3 separate regions of the Homo sapiens genome follow, and all the other regions are linked to region 3. A link is a loop called in an ENCODE intact Hi-C map of the cell type or tissue named here. Cell type or tissue: Calu3. All regions are shown on one strand. Each heading gives the region's core, and the rest is flanking DNA. Links, peaks and the distances in the headings are about the cores only.

Region 1 (7,776 bases), core at 3,458-5,957, 300 kb before region 3:
CCATTAGATCAGGACTATTGCTGGGCAAAGCCTCTTCCCGCAGCCTAGGGGTAGTAAAGGTGGGGGTAGAGGTGCTGGGGCTGGGGCCAGAATCACACACAGTCTGCTCTGGCCTCTACCCACCTTCACAGGGAAGTCAGGTGGCTGAAGCCAGCAGAACTTGCTCTGGGACCAGGGTGGAGGCACCTGCCTCCCATCCAGACCTGGCTGGAGGGTCTTGACTCCCTAGCTTGGCTCTCCTCCCAGGGTTTTTTTTTTTTTTTTTTTTTGTCCCTGGCAGTGCAGGGGTGGCCAAAAGCTTGAGCTTGGGAATCATGCCGATTGGTTCAAATTCCAGCCTGCTCCTCGATGCTTGTGGGATCGCCTAGCCTTTCAGATCTTCCATTCCTTTGCCGGTAAAATTGGCTCTATAGTACATTCCTTGCAGGGCTGCTGGGAGGAAACAGAGATGACATCCGTGTTATTATTGCTCCTGAGACTTGCCAGAAAGCCCTCCATGATCAGCGTAGATGCCATTTCTTCCCAGATGCTCCTTTCCCCACTCCTGGGTTCAGCACTTCCTCCGGGCAACTTCAGCCCCTGCTCCTCCCTCTCTTTGCACCCGCCCCACCTGCCCCACTCACTCCACCCACCCCAGGGTGCTGTCTACTTGTCTGCATCCTGCTCCTGCCCTGGGTCTGGGAGCTCCTCAAGGGCAGGAATGGAGTGACTTCCCTCTCTGTGCACCCAGGACAGGGCTGGACAGGAGAAGGGAAGCCCAAGGAGTGGTGAAGAGCCCCGAAGGAAGGGACTAAACTCCAGCCATCTGTCCCGCGGTGTCTGTTCATACTCCTCCTCCGTGCACGGGCTCAGACATACATATGCGCATATGCTCTGTCTCTTTCTGGTTGAAGGTCCTGGGAGCCCTCCGGAACTCTGCTGCCTGGCAGTCCTTCAGTTTCGGGAGCTTTTCTGTCTGCCCGTGGCCTCGGCTGCCACCTGGTGGCTGCACGCTCCAAAGGAAGCGTAGATTGATGAGAGCCTCGGAAGTTGAGCTTCAGGCGCGGCTCTTCCCCGTCACACTGGGACCGGACGCATTTCCATGGCGTGGTCCCAGGAACCTCTCAGGTCATGCCAGCAACTGGGACTTCCTGTGGAATGCAAGGGCAGTGGGGCCTCCGCGAGAGAGAGAGAGAGAGAGAGAGAGAGAAGAGAGAGATATTAAGGATGAATCCCAGTGTCTGCTCTGAGCAAATTGGAAGACGATGGCATCAGGGGCACTGCTCTGGGCTATATAGACTGTGCCTCCACTAAAGGGTCCCTGAGACCAGGTGTGGGCCCGTATCCCTGGAGGGAGAGGTAACTTCCTCTGATTCGAAGGCATCATATAGGCTAGTGAATGGCACTGAGAATGGCAGATGCCAGGGACAAGCAGGAGCATGTGTGGGATGAGGATGCGGCGTGGATGTGTGACGTTTCAGAGCCTGCAACACATCCGTAGGGAAGTCCTGGAGGAGCAGTTGGGTGCATGGTGGAGTTCTGAAACAGCTGGGCAGTCGGCACTTGAGCCAGAGATTCTGCTTTCGACCTGGATGCCCATTGAGAGGTTAAGAGCTCAGGTCTGGGTCAGGCAGCTTGGAAGCAGCACAGCTTGGACACTTGGTAGCCTGGGACTGTGGTTAAATCAACGTGACTCTCGGAGCTCCAGTTCACTGTAAATTAGGGCAGTAAATGATGTCTACATGATAAGTGGTGTTATGAATGTTAAACATTCACATGAAATACATAGAATAGTGCTTAGCATACAGTACACAATAACTGTTAGCTATTTGGAAAATTACTATTGTTATTATGATTATTTATTACAGAGTGAACTGAATTGGATGCAAGATCACGGTGCGTCAGAGCTAGCAAGATCCTTAGGATCATTTAGCCTGGTTTACTAATATTACACTATGGAATTTAAGCCCAAGGAATGGAGAGTACCCGACGAGCGTTATGTAAGGAGTCGAGTGAGAAGTAAGCTGGATGCTCTGCTTGGCTGGCAGGTACAGAATGTGCCAGACCCATCTGTACCAGCCTGGATCTCTTGAGGCATCAGCACAATGGACCTGGCCACACCAGTTTATTCCACACCGCTGAGGCTGGTACAGTTCTGGACATGGACTTTGTAAATAAATAACTGGGCCTTTGGTCAGTTCTAGCTGTGAGCTTGGAGGTATGGGGTGGGATGGTGAGGACAGGTGGGGGCAAAGTGAGGAAAGGGGCAGGGAGGAGAGGGGAGAGAGAAAAAGGGGAATGAGACAGGCTGAGCTAGTGAGCTGGAATTGGAGGTTGGGAACAGGCTTTCCTTGATGGTGGTGGTGCTGTTTTCTTTTTAATTTTAATTTAATTTTATTTTAAGTTCCAGGCTACATGTGCAGGATGTACAGGTTTGTTACATAGGTAAAAACATGGTGGTTTGCTGCAACTGTCAACCCATCACCTAGATATTAAGCCCAGCATGCATTAGCTATTTATCCTGATGCTCTCCCCACCCCTGCCCCAACAGGCCCCACTGTATGTTGTTCCCCTCTTTTTTGTTCACTTAAAAGATCCCACTTTTAAGTGAGAGTATGCAGTGTTTGGTTTTCTGTTCCTGTGTTACTTTGCTGAGGATAATGGCCTCCAGCTCCATCCATGTCCCTGCAAAGTACATGATCTCATTCCTTTTTATGTCTGCATAGTATTCCATGGTATATATGTACCATATTTTCCTTATCTAGTCTATCATTTATGGGCATTTGGGTTGATTCCATGTCTTTGCTACTGTGAATAGTGCTGCAATGAACATATGCTTGCATGTATCATTATTTTTTTATTTTTTTTGAGATGGAGTCTTACTCCCTCACCCAGGCTGGAGTGCAATGGTGCAATCTCTGCTCACTGCAACCTCCTCCTCCCGGGTTCAAGCAATTCTCGTGCCTCAGCCTCCCGAGTAGCTGGGACTACAGGTGCCTGCCACCACACCCGGCTAATTTTTTTGTTTTTTTGTATTTTTAGTAGAGACGGGGTTTTACCATGTTGTTCAGGCTGGTCTCGAACTCCTATCCTCAGATGATCCACCCTCCTGAGCTTCCCAAAGTGCTGGGATTACAGGCATGAGCAACCACACCCAGCCACATGTATCTTTATAATATAATGATTTATTCCTTTGGGTACACACCCAGCAATGGGATTGCTAGGTCAAATGCTATTTCTGGTTCTAGGTCTTTGAGGAATCACCACACTGTCTTCCACAATGGTTGTACTAATTTACATTTGCTGGTGCTGTTTTCTACATTGAATCTGAGGGCTACTGTATGATGTGTAAGACACTTTCTGATTGGAGCCTCACAATGATCCTACCAGGTGATTACAACTGAGCCCAAGTTTTAGAGGAAAAAAATGCAGACTCAGAGAGAGAAAAGTGATTTGCCCAAGGTCACATAGCCAGCTAGTGGCATTGAACCCTGGCCTTTTGACTTTAAATCTATTGCAAATTCTACCCCAGCATAGGGTTCTCTTTGGGGTGTGTGTGTGTGTGTGTGTGTGTGTGTGTGTGTGTGTGTGTGTGAAATGGGGAGATAAAGAAGCCAACAGTGTTTGCCTTTGCAGAGCATGCAGTCCATTTGGAAACATGCATGTGGGAAAGTGGGGAGGGACCCTGTCAAGCATCTAAGAGGAGTGGTGGCATTTGCTGTGTCCACCTCCATCCTTCCCACTCACTACTCAGCACCTATAGCCTTGTCGCTCTCCCCAACACTCTGCTGAGACTGTTGTCACCAAAAACACTATTGTCCGGCTCCCTGTTGAAAGGTAAGATGGTCTATCTGATTCTTCCGCTCTCAGTATAATAGGATGATCACCATTTTATCTGGGAAGCTGTTCCTGACCACCTGCCCTCAGCTCATCAAGCTTCTGTGAGCCTGCAGGCTCACCCTGGTCATGCCGCCCATCTCTCTGAACAAGATTGTGAACTCTGAACTTTGTGAGGCAAAGACCACATACACCTCTTTATTGCAATGTGCAAGTGTCCTGGAATATAGGAGGTCTCCGAGAGCTATGTGTTGACATGGAGACCTTATCCCTTGCACTCAGTTACACTGCTTCCAGTAAAGTATCAACTTCTAGATCAGCGCCTTCAGCTCCACTCCCTCCTGCACAGCTCCACAGGTACCTCAGGTCCAAAATGGAATTCTTGATCTTTCACCAACCTGAGTCCTCTGTTCCTGTAAGTGGCATCCATTCACCCAGACCAGAGATAGGGGAGTCACCCAGAATCCCCCTCTCCCTCAGTCCCTGAGTTTCACTTTCCAACATATCTCCCTCCAGGTTCTTTCCAACACATCTCCCTCCAGGTTCAAGCCTCGATCTTGCCTGATGTTTGCAGCTGCCTGCTCCCTTGTTTTTATTTTTACCCCCAAGTTTTCCTCTACACTGCAGCTAGGGAGACCTTTCCTGCTGGAATACAGCCATTCACATCTGCGAGAGGAATCTAAACTCAAGGCAGGTGTAGCCTAGTGGCTATGTGCATGAGCTTGAAGCCAAATTTCCCTGAGCAAATCCCATCCTGCCAATTTTATATTAGTGGGATGTACCCCAACGAGGGTATATCAGGGACTGAATATGCAAATTAGGGATAAAATGAGGCCCATCTTATGAGGTTGTGGTGAAGAGTAAATGGATGTAAAGAAAGCATGCAGTATGCTCAGTGAATGACAGCCATCGTGATTTTCCTTTCCTTGCCTGCAATATCTCGAGCAGCCACTAGATGACTCCACCTCCTTCTCCCTTTCCAGTGCTGCCAACACTACTGCTGGAACTTCTGCCTCCCCTCCCCTCCCTCACCACACATCTCCATGCCCGTGTTGTTCATGTTTTTCCTTCTGCTAGCCTCACCGTCTTCGGGGCGTCTCCCTGACATCTTTTACTACATCTCACCCTCAGCTCTTGGAGGACGGGATGTCCCCACGAAAACTGGCATAGTGCCTGCATTGAACAAGTACTCAGTGTTTGCTGAATGAATGAATGTGGGTTAGTCAATACTAGCTCAGCTGCTTACATCACTTAGCCTCCCCGGGTCTCAGGATCTCCTTTTATCTGTGGTGACCATCCAATGTAAAGCCCTAGCATAAGACCTAGCATGCTTTAGACCCATGGTTGCCGTGCACAGCCAGCTGCCTGTCAATCATTGCCCATTCCCATTGCCCACTAGCCATTGTCCACTCTATGTTCACCCCTGTTACCTCACCCAGCTGAGGGTCTTAAACATAGTTTTACCTCTTCTCAAAGGTCATTCTTTACTTGGTAGGGTAGGGTCTAGAAAGAGTCTGCAATTTGGTTAGAGTCTAGATTTAGTTTGCAACCCAGCTGGGCTGGGTGAGCCCAGGCTTGGCTGATGGTTCAGCTGAGCCCAGATGGCTCCCATCTGCCTGGAAAGCATAGGCTCAGCCTCCCCCTTCCCTGAACCCCTACCAAGCATCCTGGCTGGCTGTGCTCCTGGTCCTCTTTTACTCTAGTCCAGTTCCTGTCCTGGCTTGGGCTGGGGGTAAGGGCACTTGTTTCTGGCCACTCCTCATGGATCTCTAGTCTCTGCCTCTGTCTTTGCCTGCTTGACCCTGGTCCTTGTGCCACTTACATCAATGTCCTGAAGCAATGACTATTTTTTATAGGACCGACTCTCAGGAGATGAAGATCCAATCACTCTATCAAAGAATATGAGCATTTCCGAGGCTCTTGTAAGGTACATGCTTTCTATTGTTTTCCTTAAGGGTTGAATCCATCTACACTTAATCAATTCCACCACAGTGTAAACAGTGTGTGTGGAGGGGCGTGGGGGTGATGGTGGACTAACAGAGGCTGAACACTTTCCAAAAACTTGTTCCCAAAGTTTATTGCTTTCTCCATATGTAATACCAGTTCCTGTTCTCTGTATTGGTTGCAATATCTTTTTTTTTTTTTTTTTTTTGAGATGAAGTCTTTCTCTGTCACCCAGGCTGGAGTGCAGTGGTGCGATCTCTGCTCACCGCAACCTCCGCCTCCCGGGTTCAAGCAATTCTCCTGCCTCAGCTTCCCGAGTAGCTGGGATTACAGGCGCACGGCACTATGCCCGGCTAATTTTTGTATTTTTAGTAGAGATGGGGTTTCACTGTGTTGGCCAGGCTGGTCTGGAACTCCTGACCTTGTGATCCGCCCCCCCTTGGCCTCCCAAAATGCTGGGATTACAGATGTGAACCACCGCGCCCGGCCTGCTTGCAATATCTTGAACAGCCACAAGATGGCAGAACTTATATAGTTACTGGTTCAGCATTGATCGTCCCATGAATGTGAAGTTTACTTTTTGTCCTTTACCTGTTCAGTTGGGCACTGCCCTGGTGTTATGGACTGAATGTGAAAACTGATGAGAAGATCAATACTGGACCAGGAACTCCCCCATTACCAGTGCATAGAGGGGAGTCTGCCCAGGCTGGGGGTCTGAGTGGAGTGGCCATTGATGGATCCTTGGGGAGATGTGAGGGCAGATAGAACCCTGGCTAGAAGTCAGGTGTTCGGGATGCTAGAACTGGCCTTGCCCTGCCTCAAGTTCAGCTACCATTCATTTCTTGAGGACTATCTCTATGCCGTATTTTGTCCAACCACCACAGTGAAAGCACCCATCACCAGGGTTTGTGTCTTAGGCAGTTGGTTGTTTTATAGAGGTCTCAGGCAATGCAAAGCCCAAGACAAAACTGTGTGGTCATGGCGACCTGGCAATCTTTATTAAAATGGAAGCTCTGATGGCTGAATTTGTAAACCAGGTCGTTGTGATGCAGGAAAGTATTCTGGCAAGGGTGGATGAGTTTGGTAATGTTAGACACCACTTCTGGGCAGGAGTCTAAGGGTTCCGGAAGAGAAGAGGTGGAGCAGCATACTAACGGATGAAATGACTGGTGGCGAATGAGTTTACTTCTTGTCCTTTACTCATAACCTGTTCACTTGGGCACTGCCCTGGTGTTATAGACTGAATGTATGTGTCCCCCTCAAATTCATGTGTTTAAATCTTAGCCCCCAGTGTGATGTTATTAGAAGGTGGGGCCTTTTGGAAAAAATTAGGTCATGAGGATGGAGCCCTCATGAATGAGATTAGTGCCCTTATAAAAGGGACCCCAGCAAGCTCTCTTGCTCTCTTTCTGCCGTGTGAGGACACAGCGAGAGGACAGCAGTCTGCAGCCCCGAAGAGAGCCCTCACCAGCACCTGACCACGCTGCACCCTAATTTCAGACATCCAGCCTCCAGAACTGTGAGTACTATGCTGAAGAGAGCCCTCATCAGCACCTGACCAACCTGACCATGCTGCACCCTCATCTTAGACGTTCAGCCTCCAGAACTGTGAATACTATGCTGAAGAGAGCCCTCACCAGCACCTGACCATGCTGCACCCTCATCTCAGATGTCCAGCCTCCAGAACTGTGAGTACTACATTTCTGTTGCTTATAAGTGATCCATTCTGTGGTATTTTGTGAGAGCAGCCTGAATGACTACCTTGTGACTGAAGGTATACTTCATAATAGTGTTCGGGGTCACTGGGAAATGTGTTCAGAAGATTTCAGATGTGCATCAGCAATGGTCTTCTTCCATTTGTCCTGGAAAGAGATGAAAATCACATCACAAAAATGCTCATCAGTGTCTACTGGCCCTTTTCCTTACATATGCCTGAAACTCCAACCTCTATGGGTGCCTTTTAGTGCTTGTTTGGGCTGTGACATAGAGAGAAATTGAACAAAATAAATGTACAGT
Region 2 (7,776 bases), core at 3,458-5,957, 110 kb before region 3:
GTGGGATAAAGCAAGGAGGGCAAGGGTTGAAAAGCTACCTATTGGGTACTATGTTCACTATCTTGGTGATAGGTTCAGTAGAAGTCCAAACCCCGGTGTTACACAATATATCCATGTAACAAACATGTACATGTACCTCCTGAATCTATAATTTTAAAATATCTTTTGAATAAACTCCACAGGAAAAAGATGAATTCCTTAGTAAATAAATCACTTTAACATTTACAAAAAAAATACTTCTGCATGGGCTATTCAGTTTTTGTAAAGGAGTAGACATAAACAAGATATGTAAGATTGCATCAGCATCAAACTCAACTTTATCAAACCCCAGAAAACAAGTGCCTGGGCTCATCTACCCACAGGAGAAACTGCTTCAAAGTGCCACCACGGGGATCAACTGCCTCCCTCAGCCTTTGTTTTGCCTAAACGCTGAACAAGGAAGCTTTCAGCAACAAAAATACCAAGTTCCTTTTTACAGTGTGGCACCCAAAACTGATCTGAGTCTCTTCAGGATGGTGATGTAACCCATCCAAAATCTGACTCATTCCTACTCTCCCTCGTTTGTCCAATCAGCAGGTATTCCTTGGGCATCATAAACAGGCACAGGCCTCTGCTTCATACCATGGGAAGCAAAAGACATAGATGCTGAGTTACCACCTTCCAAGAGTTTCTGGTGGAAGTGTCTGGGTAACAAATGAATTGGAAAGATATTTAGTTGTTGATAAACCTTGACAATCACAAGGACAATTTTCTAAGATGGAAGCTCATACTCTACATACAGTTCTATATTCTGCTTTTATTACTTTGTTATACTCTTATTCATATCATTAAACATTCTCCATAAACATCATTTTCAATGACTATGTTACTCCTAGCCCCAAGTTTTGCCATTCACTTTCACACAGAAACCACCCCGAATAGAGAGGCTTGCTTGCATTTATGTCAATATGTGTAGTTGATAACCTGACACCTCATCCTGCTACTTGGAAACACTGGAAGAAACATGGCAAACATGAAATGTCACCTGGAATGTTTAGGAGCTGCCACCTGGCCTGGATGCTCAACCTAATCATTATCTCCTTTACATGGATGGTGAACAGCAAAGTCTCCTGAGCCAGACTGCCTGGGTTAGAATCCTGGCTGTACCTCTTACCAACAGGGGGACACTAGTGTTGCAGCTACCCTCTTCATGCCTTAGTTTCTATATGTACAATATCAGATTTCTTTTTAAGAAACAGTTTCGTAGAGTTGTTGTGATAGAAAGTATGTAAAGTTGTTTGTTCAATGCCTAGAACATAGCCAGTGCCCGCTACATGTTGTATATTACCACATTATGAACTCAACTGTTTTAAGAAATGAGTACCCAAAGACAGAAACAGCCAAAACCAGGTTTCACAGACAGGCACTATGACTCTACACCTCTTTCTGCTGCTGTATCTCAGGGGGTGAATAAAAACCAGGTGCTGAGCCCAGCATGAAAAGTGTCAGTGTCCGGATGATGTAGTGAGGAAAAGGAGCAACAGAACTAAACGAAAGGCAGCTGAAATGGGGTGTACGTTGTTGCATGGCCTTCTGCCGTTGGTTTTGGATGGCATCCAGGACTTAGAGGAGAATGAAAAGAACTCTGGCCCTATGAGTTTTATAATGAATTTCTTGTCACAAGGCAGGGGCACAAAGGGGAAAGTGATGGGAGTAAGACTTAAGGTGGGTGAAAGAGCAGGTCAGGAGGAAACTTGTGATCCCAGTGAGAGCTGGCTTCTAAAACTTCCGAGGAATTTTTCAAGAAATATCTGTTGTGTCTTACTCTCTGAACTCTGGACATTGAATTTGATCTTAGAGAAAATAAATCATGAAAAAAGTGAGAGTGCAGAACTTGAAGATAAAATGTCCCATCCCTTGCTCCTCTATCTGTGATCTCCATGATTTTCTCGGTGCTTGTCCCTCTACCTAGGACTCTCTACCCGGTTAACTCCTATTACTCTTCAAGACCTCATTCTTCCTTTTTAGATTTTTCCTTTCCTGGATGGATATTTCACTTCCCTAGTAAAGCCTTATGATATTTTATTGAACAGTTTTAGTTTTCTGCCTTTAGCCTCTAAATTATGAGCTCAAGAAACATTTGCTGAATGAAAGAATGACTTAAATCTATTAGGTACGTAGCATAAAGATTATGCTCCCACCTTACAACAGAAAAAATTGAGGCTCAGAGACTTTAAGTTTCTATCAACATATATAGTGAGCCTGAGGCTTGAGGCTCCTGAGTCCAAGTCCAGTGCTCCATCCACCAGCACCATCACCTTGGGCGATGACTGAAGGGTGGACAGGGCCAGCCCCAGGTAATATTTCAGAGGCACCTGGGACAGGGAGTATTGGAGTAGAGAAAGAGTCTAATCCATCTTTGACTCTCAGTGGGTGTTTTATTTTTAACAGAAGTTTCTACTCCTCTGTAATCATTTTCTCATTACTGAAATCCAGGTAATAATAAAAGCAGCCACATGTTTTGAACATTCAGTAAATTAGACTATAAATTCCTAAAGTCACAGTTCATTTCTGTTTCTATACAGCTGTGCCCCCCATCTGGCATACTGCCTGGCACATAGTAGGTGTTTGTTGAATATTTTTGAGTGATATGGACAGGGGAATGTGGGTGTGTGCATGGCCATTACTATGGACAGCTCACGAAGCTTTCCTCTTGCTATTTCCCCAGGTGGATCCTGCACAATCAATCAATTCTGGACACTGGGGTCCAAGATCTTCCTTCCCACTTTACCTTCCCCACAAGTAGACAGGGGATCTCACAGGACTTGTCAGAGGTGGTCAGGGATAGTCAGGGGCAGTCAGGGACTGACAGGGGCACTCAGTGATCCAGCAGGTGCTGCGGCATGAGTGTCTCTGTGCTGAACCCCAACAGACTCCCAGATGGTGTCTCAGGGCTCCTCCAAGGAGCCTCACTGCTGAGCCTGCTTCTGTTACTATTGAAGGCAGCCCAGCCCTAACTGCACAGGCACTGCCAGCACTAAGGGAATGGTGGGCATAAAGTATACTACAAGGCTACAGTAATCAAAACAGCATGGTACTGGTACCAAAACAGATATATAGACCAATGGAACAGAATAGAGCCCTCAGAAATAATACCATACATCTACAACCATCTGATCTTTGACAAACCTGACAAAAACAAGAAATGGGGAAAGGATTCCCTATTTAATAAATGGTGCTGGGAAAACTGGCTAGCCATATGTAGAAAGCTGAAACTGGATCCCTTCCTTACACCTGATACAAAAATTAATTCAAGGTGGATTAAAGACTTAAATGTTAGACCTGAAACCATAAAAACCCCAGAAGAAAACCTAGGCAATACCATTCAGGACATAGGCATGGGCAAGGACTTCATGTCTAAAACACGAAAAGCAATGGCAACAAAAGCCAAAATTGACAAATGGGATCTAATTAAACTAAAGAGCTTCTGCACAGCAAAAGAAACTACCATCAGAGTGAATAGGCCACCTAGAGAATGGGAGAAAATTTTTGCAATCTACTCATCTGACAAAGGGCTAATATCCAGAATCTACAAAGAACTCAAACAAATTTACAAGAAAAAAACAAACAACCCCATCAAAAAGTGGGCAAAGGATATGAACAGACACTTCTCAAAAGAAGACATTTATGCAGCCAAAAGACACACGAAAAAATGCTCATCACTGGCCATCAGAGAAATGCAAATCAAAACCGCAATGAGATACCATCTCACACCAGTTAGAATGGCAATCATTAAAAAGTCAGGAAACAACAGGTGCTGGAAAGGATGTGGAGAACTAGGAACACTTTTACACTGTTGGTGGGACTGTAAACTATTTCAACCATTGTGTAAGTCAGTGTGGTGATTCCTCAGGGATCTAGAACTAGAAATACCATTTGACGCAGCCATCCCATTACTGGGTATATACCCAAAGGATTATAAATCATGCTGCTATAAAGACACATGCATATGTATGTTTATTGTGGCACTATTCATAATAGCAAAGACTTGGAACCAACCTAAATGTCCAACAATGATAGACTGGATTAAGAAAATGTGGCACATCTACACCATGGAATACTATGCAGCCATAAAAAAGGATGAGTTCATGTCCTTTGTAGGGACATGGATGAAGCTGGAAACCATCATTCTCAGCAAACTATCACAAGGACAAAAAACCAAACACCGCATGTTCTCACTCATAGGTGGGAATTGAACAATGAGAACACATGGACACAGGAAGGGGAACATCACACACCGGGACCTGTTGTGGGGTGGGGGGAGGGGGGAGGGATAGCATTTGGAGATATACCCAATGTTAAATGACGAGTTAATGGGTGCAGCACACCAACATGGCACATGTATGCATATGTAACTAACCTGCACGTTGTGCACATGTACCCTAAAACTTAAAGTGTAATAAAAAAAGGAAGTCTATAATTATTTTTAGTGGAAAATCACAAATATTTAACAGAATGTGGGAAAATTGGAACTCTTACAAATTGCTGGTGAATATAAATTGGCATATCAATTTGGAAAACAGATCTGTGGTTCCTGAAAAAGAAAATCACAAGTGCCATAGGATCCAGAAATTCACACCTGGCTATATAACCAAAAGAATTGAAAACAGGGATTTGAACAGATACTTGTGAGCCAATGTTCATGGCACCATTATTCACAACAGATGTAAGATTGAAAGAACTCAAGTGTCCATTAACAGACAAATGGGTACACAGAATGTCCTATATACATACAATATTATTTCATCACAAACAGGAGTGAAGTTCTGATTCATACAACAGCAGGAATGACCTTGAGAACAGTATGCTAAGTGAAAATAGCCAGACATAAAAAGACAAATACTGTAATAAGTCCGCTTATAGGTAGAGGAATAGGCAAATTCATAGATCCAGAAAGTTGATTAGAAATAACCAGGGACTGGGGGAAGTCAGACTGGGGAAGTATTGCTTAATGGTTACAGAGTTTCTGTTGGAGTGAAGAAAATGTTTTGGAAATAGGTAGTAATGAGGTTTCTAAATCATCATGAATTTCATTAAAGCCATTGAACTGTACAATTTAAATTGGTTAAAGTGTCTATTTTTATATTCTTCAACCTCTGCCTCCCGGGTTCAAGTGATTCTCGTGCCTCAGCCTCCCAAGTAGCTGAGATTACAGGCGTGTGCCTTCGCACTCAGCTAATTTAATTTTTTAAAAAATTTTTAGTAGAGACAGGGTTTCACCATGTTGACCAGGCTGATCTTGAACTTCTGATCTCAGGTGATCTGCCCACCATGGCTTCCCAAAGTGCTGGGACTACAAGCGTTAGCCACCATGCCTGGCCTGAATTGAGTTTTCTTAATGACAGTCCTGGGAGTGGGGAGAGGAGCGGATGATAACGTCTGTTGAGTGGGATCTGTTTCATACCAGGCACTTTGTAAAGCCAGCTCATTTCATTTTCCCAACTCTTTATTAAGATTAAGATTATTGTCTCTATTTTGCAGAGGAGAATCAGATCTATAAGACTCCAAAGCCTCCTCCTTCCCACGCATCACAATGCCTCTAATGTGCTGAGAGGTGTGCCCTCCGAGTCGCCGGCCAGCGTATTCCTTTCCAACAGGCTTGTCCTCCTGTCACTCCCGAGGCTGCTTTAAGTTTGCTCTGCGCTTGCTTTGGCCCTCACATGGGGGAAGCCCAAGCCTCTTGGAACGCATCTGTGTCCTCTGCCTTAAGTGGATTTTCACCTACCCCTCCCAGTGGAGGCTTCTGAGGTAGAAAATACAGAGGTCAGATGATGGCCACTAAGTGTATACAGCTCCATGGATGATAATCAAACAAGGGTGCTTTAACTGCAGCAGGAGGAACTGGGATTAGCTCTGGGATAGGACTTCTGCCCAGTGAGAGATGCTAAGTTGTAGGAATGAGCTAGGGGAGGTAAGCGTGGAATTCCCTTTGAAAAGCCTGTAAGAACAAGCTAAATATTCAGCCGTCTGGGGCTTACTGTGGAGAATTAATGAGGCCCCTTGTGACAGCCCTGCTAAGCCTCCCTGGAAAACTACAAATCCATGATGTCAACTGGTCATTAAAATCCAGGCTCTCGTTTCTTGATAAAATTTAACGTAGGCCAGTAGGTGGCAATAAGTTAACAGAAATGAGGCCTTCTTTGAAGTGTAGGGCTTCTTTGAACCTTGAGAGAACGCATTAAAAGCAGTCTGGAAGGTTGCTTCTGGGAGCAAGAGGGGGAACATTTCTGTGAATCCAGTGCTGATTGAGGTGCAATTAGCAGATCCACTAACGGGATGCCTCTCCTGACTCTTTTTTTTTTTTTTTAAGTTCTGGGATACATGTGCAGAACGTGCAGGTTTGTTACATAGGTATACATGTGCCGTGGTGGTTTGCTGCACCCATCAACCCATCATCTACATTAGGTATTTCTCCTAATGCTATCCCTCTCCTAACCCCCCGCCCCCAACAGGCCCCAGTGTGTGATGTTCCCCTCCCTGTGTCCATGTGTTCTCATTGTTCAACTCCCACTTATGAGTGAGAACATGCGATGTTTGGTTTTCTGTTCTTGTGTTAGTTTGCTGAGGAAGATGGTTTCCAGCTTCATCCATGTCCCTGGGAAGGACATGAACTCATCCTTTTTTATGGCTGCATAGTATTCCATGGTATATATGTGCCACATCTTCTTTATCCAGTCTATCATTGATGGGCATTTGGGTTGGTCCTAAGTCTTTGCTATTGTGAACAGTGCCACAATAAACATACATGTGCATGTGTCTTTATAGTAGAATGATTTATAATCCTTTGGGTATATACCCAGTAATCGGATTGCTGGGTCAAATGGTATTTCTAGTTCTAGATCCCTGAGGAATCACCACATTGTCTTCCACAATGGTTGAACTAATTTACAGTCCCATCAACAATGTAAAAGCGTTCCTATTTCTCTGCATCGTCTCCAGTATCTGTTGCTTCCTGCCTTTTTAATGATCGCCATTCTAACTGGCTTGAGATGGTATCTCATTGTGGTTTTGATTTGCATTTCTCTAAGGGCCACTGATGATGAGCTTTTTTTCATATGTTTGTTGGCTGCATAAATGTCTTCTTTTGACAAATGTCTGTTCATATCCTTCACCCACTTTTTGGTGGGGTTGTTTGTTTTTTTCTTGTAAATTTGTTTATGTTCTTTGTAGATTCTGGATATTGGCCCTTTGTCAGATGGACAGATTGCAAAAATTTTCTCCCATTCTGTAGGATGCTTGTTCACTCTGATGATAGTTTCTTTTGCTGTGCAGAAGCTCTTTAGTTTAACTAGATTCCATTTGTCACTTTTGGCTTTTGTTGCCATTGCTTTTGGTGTTTTAGTCATGAGGCCTTTGCCCATGCCTATATCCTGAAAGCTATTGCCTAGGTTTTCTTCTAGAGTTTTTATGGTTTGGGGTTTTACATTTAAGTCTTTAATCCATCTTGCATTAATTTTTGTATAAAGTGTAAGGAAGGGATCCAGTTTCAGCTTTCTGCATATGGCTAGCCAGTTTTCCCAGCACCATTTATTAAGGGAATCCTTTCCCCATTTCTTGTTTTTGTCAGGTTTGTCAAAGATCAGATGGGTTGTAGATATGTGGTGTTATTTCTGAGGTCTCTATTCTGTTCCATTGGTCTATATATCTGTTTTGGTACCAGTACTATGCTGTTTTGGTTACTGTAGCCTTGTAGTACAGTTTGAAGTCAAATAGTGTGATGCCTCCAGCTTTGCTCTT
Region 3 (7,776 bases), core at 2,565-5,064:
CCCCACCCCACAACAGGCCCCAGTGTGTGATGTTCCCCTTCCTGTGTCCAAGTGTTCTCATTGTTCAATTCCCACCTATGAGTGAGACCATGTGGTGTCTGGTTTTTTGTCCTTGTGATAGTTTGCTGAGAATGATGGCTTCCAGCTTCATCCATGTCACTACAAAGGACATGAACTCATCCTTTTTTATGGCTGCATAGTATTCCATGGTGTAGACGTGCCACATTTTCTTAATCCAGTCTATCATTGTTGAACATTTGGCTTGGTTCCAAGTCTTTGCTACTGTGAAAAGTGCCACAGTAAACACACGTGTGCATATATCTTTACAGCAGCATGATTTATAATCCTTTGGGTATATACCCAGTAATGGGATGGCTGGGTCAAATGGTATTTCTAGTTCTAGATCCTTGAGGAATCGCCACACTGTCTTCCACAATGGATGAACTAGTTTGCAGTCCCAACAACAGTGTAAAAGTGTTCCTATTTCTCCACATCCTCTCCAGCACCTGTTGTTTCCTGACTTTTTAATGATTGCCATTCTAACTGGTGTGAGATGGTATCTCATTGTGGTTTTGATTTGCATTTCTCTGATGGCCAGTGATGATGAGCATTTTTTCATGTGTCTGTTGGCTGCATAAATGTCTTCTTTTGAGAAGTGTCTGTTCATATCCTTCACCCACTGTTTGATGGGGCTGTTTGTTTTTTTCTGGTAAATTTGTTTGAGTTCATTGTAGATTCTGGATATTAGCCCTTTGTCAGATGAGGAGATTGCAAAAATTTTCTCCCATTCTGTAGGTTGTCTGTTCACTCTGATGGTAGTTTCTTTTGCTGTGCAGAAGCTCTTTAGTTTAATAAGATCCCATTTGTCAATTTTGGCTTTTGTTGCCATTGCTTTTGGTGTTTTAGACATGAAGTCCTTGCCCGTGCCTATGTCCTGAATGGTATTGCCTAGGTTTTCTTCTAGGGTTTTTATGGTTTTATGTCTAACATTTAAGTCTTTAATCCATCTTGAATTAATTTTTGTATAAGGTGTAAGGAAGGGATCCAGTTTCAGCTTTATACATATGGCTAGCCAGTTTTCCCAGCACCATTTATTAAATAGGGAATCCTTTCCCCATTTATTTTTTTGTCAGGTTTGTCAAATATCAGATGGGTGTACATGTGTGGTATTATTTCTGAGGGCTCTGTTCTGTTCCATTGGTCTATATCTCTGTTTTGGTACCAGTACCATGCTGTTTTGGTTACTGTAGCCTTGTAGTATAGTTTGAAGTCAGGTAGCGTGATGCTTCCAGCTTTGTTCTTTTGGCTTACGATTGACTTGGCAATGAGGGCTCTTTTTTGGCTCTATATGAACTTTAAAGTAGTTTTTTCCAATTCTGTGAAGAAAGTCATTGGTAGCTTGATGGGGATGGCATTGAATCTATAAATTACCTTGGGCAGTATGGCCATTTTCACGATATTGATTCTTCCTACCCATGAGCATGGAATATTCTTCCATTTGTTTGTGTCCTCTTATTTCATTGAGCAGTGGTTTATAGTTCCCCTTTAAGAGGTCCTTCACATCCCTTGTAAGTTGGATTCCTAGGTATTTTATTCTCTTTGAAGCAATTGTGAATGGGAGTTCACTCATGATTTGCTCTCTGTTTGTCTGTTATTGGTGTATAAGAATGCTTGTGATTTTTGCACATTGATTTTGTATCCTGAGACTTTGCTGAAGTTGCTTATCAGCTTAAGGAGATTTTGGGCTGACACAATGGGGTTTTCTAAATATACAATAACGTCGTCTGCAAACTGGGACAGTGTGACATCCTCTTTTCCTAATTGAATGCCCTTTATTTCTTTCTCCTGCCTGATTGCCCTGGCCAGAACTTCCAACACTACATTGAATAGGAGTGGTGAGAGAGGGCATCCCTGTCTTGTGCCAGTTTTCAAGTGGAATGCTTCCAGGTTTTGCCCATTCAGTATGATATTGGCTGTGGGTTTGTCATAAATAGCTCTTATTATTCTGAGATACATCCCATCAATACCTAATTTATTGAGAGTTTTTAGCATGAAGGGCTGTTGAATTTTGTCAAAGGCCTTTTCTACATCTATTGAGAAAATCATGTGGTTTTTGTCTTTGGTTCTGTTTATATGCTGGATTACGTTGATTGATTTGCATATGTTGAACCAGCCTTGCATCCCAGGGATGAAGCCCACTTGATCATGGTGGATAAGCTTTTTGATGTGCTGCTGGATTTGGTTTGCCAGTATTTTATTAAGGAATTTTGCATCAATGTTCATCAGGAATATTGGTCTAAAATTCTCTTTTTTTGTTGTGTCTCTGCCAGGCTTTGGTATCAGGATGATGCTGGCCTCATAAAATGAGTTAGGGAGGATTCCCTCTTTTTCTATCGATTGGAATAGTTTCAGAAGGAATGGTACCAGCTCCTCCTTGTCCCTCTGGTAGAATTTGGCTGTGAATCCATCTGGTCCTGTACTTTTTTTGGTTGGTAGGCTATTAATTATTGCCTCAATTTCAGAGCCTGTCATTGGTCTATTCAGAGATTCAACTTCTTCCTGGTTTAGTCTTGGGAGGGTGTATGCGTCCAGTAATTTATCCATTTCTTCTAGATTTACTAGTTTATTTGCTTAGAGGTGTTTATAGTATTCTCTGATGGTAGTTTGTATTTCTGTGGGATTGGTGGTGACATCCCTTTATCATTTTTTTTTCGTCTATTTGATTCTTCAAATGTGTCTATTTGATTCTCCAATTTTTTTTTGTTTTTTGTTTTTGTTTTGTTTTGAGACAGGGTCTCACCTTATCACCCAGGCTGCAGTGTGGTGGCACTATCTCAGCTCACTGCAGATTCAACCTCCTGGGTTCAAGTGATCCTCCTGCCTCAGCCCCCCAAGCAGCTGGGACTACAGGTGTGTGCCACCACACCCGGCTAAATATTGTATTTTTTTTTTACTAGAGGCAGGGTTTCACCATTTTGTGCAGGCTGGTTTCGAACTCCTGAGCTCAAGCAATTTGCCTGCGTCAGCCTCCCAAAGTGCTAGGATTACAGGCGTGAGCCACTGTGCTCAGCCAAGGTTTATTTCTCATATGCAGCATTTATTTAGATTTTGTTTATGTAGTCTGAAAATCTTTGTGCTTTGGTTAGAGCATTTAAACCACTTATATTTAATGTAATCACTAGAATATTTGGATTTCAACATGCCGTGTAACTATTTGTTTTCTATTTAACCGATTTTTATCCCTTCTTTTATTAATTGCTGGATCATTTTATATTATTATTTTTTCTGTTTTAGATCATAAGTTTAGTTTTCATGGGTATGCTAGAAATTACAACATGTAGTCTTTATTTATTAGAATCTAACATATGTAATTACATTATACTTCCCTGAAAATGCAAGGATCTTACACCATTTGAACCTCTATTTACTACTTCTCATATTTTTAAATATTGTTGTGATGGGTTTTTTTAATAATTTTTTTTAAGTTCCGAGGTATATGTGCAGGATGTGCAGGATACGGATAATAATTAGGCAAAATATTACAGCAATTAGAATTTTACAACCAGAATTCCACATTGTGGAAGTTATTCTCTAATGACAAGTCAAGGGGGAAATGTATGCTTTTCTTAAGAAAAATGTTACTTTTATGTTAATGTTTCTGGTAATGCACAGCGACACCTAATGGAGGCAAACCAATATTGCAATCCATTGGTGTAACAGGTATCAAACTCTGTTATGGCCTATAGGATCCCCATTAACAGTGATACTCTTAATACTCATATATTCTAACCCTATATTTTAAACCTTCTTGTAAAATTTATCTCTTTTCACCTAGAAGCAATCAAACTCCAAACAGTGCTGCAGGCAGAACCACACATGAACAAGCTATTTTTTTGAGAACCCTTAGATCAACCTCAGGAGGAGGCCCAACTGCCTTTCTCCCACACAACGCCCCTTTTCAGCAGGCAGTAGCAAGAAGGAATTGTCGTCCAATGCCCCTTCACAGCAGTTAGGTTTGCTTAGAGAATAAGTTCAGGCTTAGGCCATTTTTATAACTTGCAATATGATTGGGAGAAATATGATATTGATGCTAAAACAACTTTAGCGTTAATCTCACAATTCCTTTTCTTTAATTATTAATTTTTTCTGACTTTCATAGACCCTCTTACAACACACTTAAACTTTCTGACATGTCCTAAACATTCTTCCTTTAAACAACCAGTCATCTTTTTTAGGACAAGTATTTACCATACAAAATCCTTTCTTTTATAAAATCTTCTTCTTTATAACCTTCTCTTCATAGCTTAAAATGGATTATATTATGAACCTTCAGTAAAAAGTCCTATTAAACTTAATGATAGTAAAATTTTCATACTTGTTTCTTGTCCATAACTATTACTCCTGCCATAAGCAAAACAACCTTGACTAAATCTTTCCTGCAATTATTAATCCTGTTATAAGGATAATAATTAGGCAAGATATTACAGCAATTAGAATTTTACAACCAGAGTTCCACATTGTGGGTGCTACAGTGTATACTTCTTTTGCAAATAGTAGCATGACTATAACAATTCCCACAAGAGTGGCATAGTAAATAATTTCCTTTGAAAAGTTTACATAACATTTCCCTTTGGGGATTTACAAAATTACAAATGCGATTCTATGAATAATTAAAATCTCCCTGCAAATATGTGTTAAAAAGAAGTTTTAGTATCTGGTGATGATCTTTGAGAGGAAAGGTTAGAAATAGTGAAAAGTATCTGGTGAGGTAGGAGAGGGACTGAGTAAGATAAGTAGCCGTCACTCAGTTACTTATCTTTTATGATTTTCAGCTTAAGATCCTCTGTTTCTTCACATTGATATGGAGACATTCCTCTGAGCTGTCAGGGGTTGCTCCCTCAGCTCTTCAGGCTTTGACTTGAGTGTGATGTATCCAGGAGTTGATTCCTGTAACTTTTACTGCTGAGGGGGTTGAAAGAAGAACAGTGTAGGGCCTTTTCCAGCTTGACTTAGGGAAGGAGAAAGAGCTGAGAGTTTTCACCAATACCAAATTTCCTGGGTTAAATAAAGGTGTTTCTATTTCTTGGGATTGGGTTCTTGTTAGTTGTGTTATCGTCTATTGGAAGTGAGCTAGAGAGTTTACATGCTTAACCAATTTAGAGGTTTCCTGCCTGAAACAATCTCTGAGCACATTGATAAGTTTTTGTCCTTTTCCAAGTGAAAAGCTTGGCAAAGGATTTTAAGGACTTTCCATTGGCTGGAGGCTGGCAAATAGAGTTTGCCATCCTGACTGTAACCATCCTGAGAACTGAAAAGTATGCCCTTGAGAAGTGGCCTATTTTATTTCTGCAGGGGAATACTGGGGTTTAATTTCTCTTATGAAGCCTTCCTAAATTAGAAGGGGCTTGAAGCATGTTGATGCCCTGAGGCTTCCTTGCCTTTGATTTAGCTGCCTGATCAGCTAACCTATTTTCTTCGGCTATCTTATTTGTTCCCTTTTGATGTCCCCTGCAATGCATCCCTCCTATTGCTCATGGAAGAAAAACTGAGGATAATAACCTGCTAATTTTGTGGTGATATTTTATAGGAGGTCCATTGGCGGTTTTCCTTTTAAATGGCAGCATGAGCATGGAGAGCTAAGAGAGCGTACTTGGAGTAGGTATAAATGTTAGCTACCTTTCCTTGCTTAATTCAAGTGCTCTTGTAAGTGCTATTAGCTCAGTCAATTAAGTGCTTGTGCCTGGGGAGAGACATTATTTAGAGTGACTACTGCTTATCCTGCCTTATGTACTTCTTGCTTTACTGGCTGTTTGTTAACTAAGAGCTCCCCCTACAGGACAGTGATAATGCCACATCATGTGGAGTGTAAACAGTTAAATTATTTCCTAGGGTTAACCTGGAGGCTTTTTTTGCTAGTAGAGCTGTTATGACGATGGTTTGGAAACACGTGTAAACAATAAGTTCTAACTGCAACTAAGGTTGAGAAAAATATTGGATCAGAGTTTTTCCTGATATGCCCCTTCTGGTCGTGCTATGGGAAGAGGGGAGGCCTGGAGTTAAAGGGGAGAAAGGAGACTGGCTCTAATGTTCAGAAGGAGGTCCGCTTTCCTTCCTTTAATTTCCAGAATCACCCAGGGCTCCCGTGCTGTACTAGCAGTTTGAGCCACTGGAGTCGGCATTTGAGTCCCAGGACCCATCAGTCCTGCTGGACCATCTGTGAGAGTGGTCCTGAACCCAGTGACCTCCACCTCTGGGGGCACTTCCATGTCCAGTGATCTGTGCCACAGGCTGGACAGGGTCACGCTGGCTTTGTCTTGCTGCCTGGGCACTCCTTCTTAAAATGCCACACCGATAGAAACTAGCGGATGCAACTTGGGGATCCTGGACTTTGCAAGCCTGCAAAGTTGGTGCTACCGTCTCTCTCCTTCTCCTGAGCTTTTTCTCTTTCTTTTGGGCCTCCCCCTGGTCCCTATTATAAAAGACCAAAGTGGCCACCTTCAGGAGGTTCTCTAAGGTGCTATCTGGTCCTATAGCTTGCTTCTGTACTTTCCTTCTAATATTGGGGTTCTAGTACAGCCTCTCTCAGCCTTTCTGTAAAGGCTACGGAATTCTTATCTGGCTTCTGGTCTATTATAGACAGTTTAGAGTAATTGAGAGGGTTGGTCCTGGTTTTCCATAGGCCTTCTAAAATGCATATTAAAAAGTGCTTCCTTTTCCATTTATCTTCTGAGTTATTGGGGTTGCAATTAGGGGTCTTTACCAGAATTGCCTCTCTCCCAATTGGGAATGGTGTTTTTGCTATTTCTTTACTTTCCCTATCTGCTTTCTTCCCTTTTGGTGTATTATAGGAGATATATTGCTCATCTCCAACATTTTCTGTTGCTTGCAGAGCTGCCTGCTTTTTAGCTGCTGTGAGGGTCTGGTTTAGGAACAGCATAACATCCCTCCATGGCAGGTGAAATACCTGAGTTAAATTTTGGAAAGCCTCTAAATACCTATCAGGGTCATTAGAAAACTGGCCTAAGTCTCCATTTATTTGCCTAAGGTCCTATAATGAGAAGGGAACTTGAAGGGGCCCCAAATAAGGGGAATCCTCAGATGGTTTCCCTGGAGGTTACTTCTCTAATTTGGGGGAACTATTCTTTTTTGGGCCTGCCTGATATGATTGTTAAAAGAGTTGGGTTGATCTTACGATGTTTGCAAGGGTTTAGTAAAAATGCCATGCACTTGTGCAAAAGAAAATGAGTTGCTTTTCTTTTTGAAGTCCTGAGGTTAAAGAAGTTCCAGTGTTTCAGAGTGCACTCCAGAGGGGTGCAAGCTGAAGATAATCTGTTACCCATCTAGAAAAAGATGTGAGAGTTCTTTTAGTCTCCTTCCTTTCCATATGACCCAGGGTGAAGGACAAGACAGGGGAGCATCCTTCTGGCTGTTTTCTCTCCCTGGTTCTTGGGTCCCAGCACCCTGTTAACTATGCCACCTATGGTCGAAGGCGTGGTCCTCCAAGCTATGGAACCAGATGAACTAAGTGATGCTTTACCCACACAACCTTAGCTTATCCACCTTGTGTCATTCCTCTTTTCACTTCCTAAACCTGTGTGATCTGCCCGGCTCCCCAAAATATGAGAGACTGTGTCATTTTTGGGCAAGCCTCCTTTAATGGAGGCAATGTGCCAAATTGCCTGCTATTATGGCCCATGCTAAAGCATTTACCTTAGAAAAATGGTTCCAGTTAACTTCCAAACTTAGAATCCCCTTACTAAGTACCATTTTAGTAGG

Evidence for each region. Hi-C counts contacts between places; a loop is a spot of excess contacts. Peaks named below come from ENCODE experiments on the same cell type or tissue, not always from the same donor. Only the 100,000 strongest peaks of a DNase experiment are listed, where the experiment ranks them.
Region 1: a loop joins it to region 3, with 23 times the contacts of the local background. A loop is called at or near these places in 10 of 110 quality-filtered maps.
Region 2: a loop joins it to region 3, with 16 times the contacts of the local background. A loop is called at or near these places in 3 of 110 quality-filtered maps.

The regions. Positions count from the first base shown.
Region 1 is chr1:47,172,521-47,180,296 of GRCh38, reverse strand. It overlaps CYP4A22-AS1 (CYP4A22 antisense RNA 1), which reads left to right and starts at 674. Exons shown (of 6, transcript NR_199717.1): 1 at 674-1,107; 2 at 1,848-2,172; 3 at 3,228-3,369; 4 at 5,673-5,743; 5 at 7,261-7,448. It overlaps LINC00853 (long intergenic non-protein coding RNA 853), which reads right to left and starts at 1,047. Exons shown (of 2, transcript NR_047498.1): 1 at 859-1,047; 2 at 1-429. RefSeq lists an enhancer at 675-1,176 and a silencer at 6,126-6,420. In Calu3, for the core only: a CTCF peak has its summit at 4,782 (motif pointing right); a DNase peak (open chromatin) is centred at 4,796.
Region 2 is chr1:46,989,609-46,997,384 of GRCh38, reverse strand. It overlaps a transcript of CYP4X1 not described here and the pseudogene CYP4A43P. Among named protein-coding and RNA genes, the nearest start is that of CYP4X1, 30 kb to the left of the region's middle. In Calu3, for the core only: no CTCF peak of the experiment used is centred there; no DNase peak of the experiment used is centred there.
Region 3 is chr1:46,874,298-46,882,073 of GRCh38, reverse strand. It overlaps the pseudogene CYP4Z2P. Among named protein-coding and RNA genes, the nearest start is that of CYP4A11, 63 kb to the left of the region's middle. In Calu3, for the core only: no CTCF peak of the experiment used is centred there; a DNase peak (open chromatin) is centred at 3,683.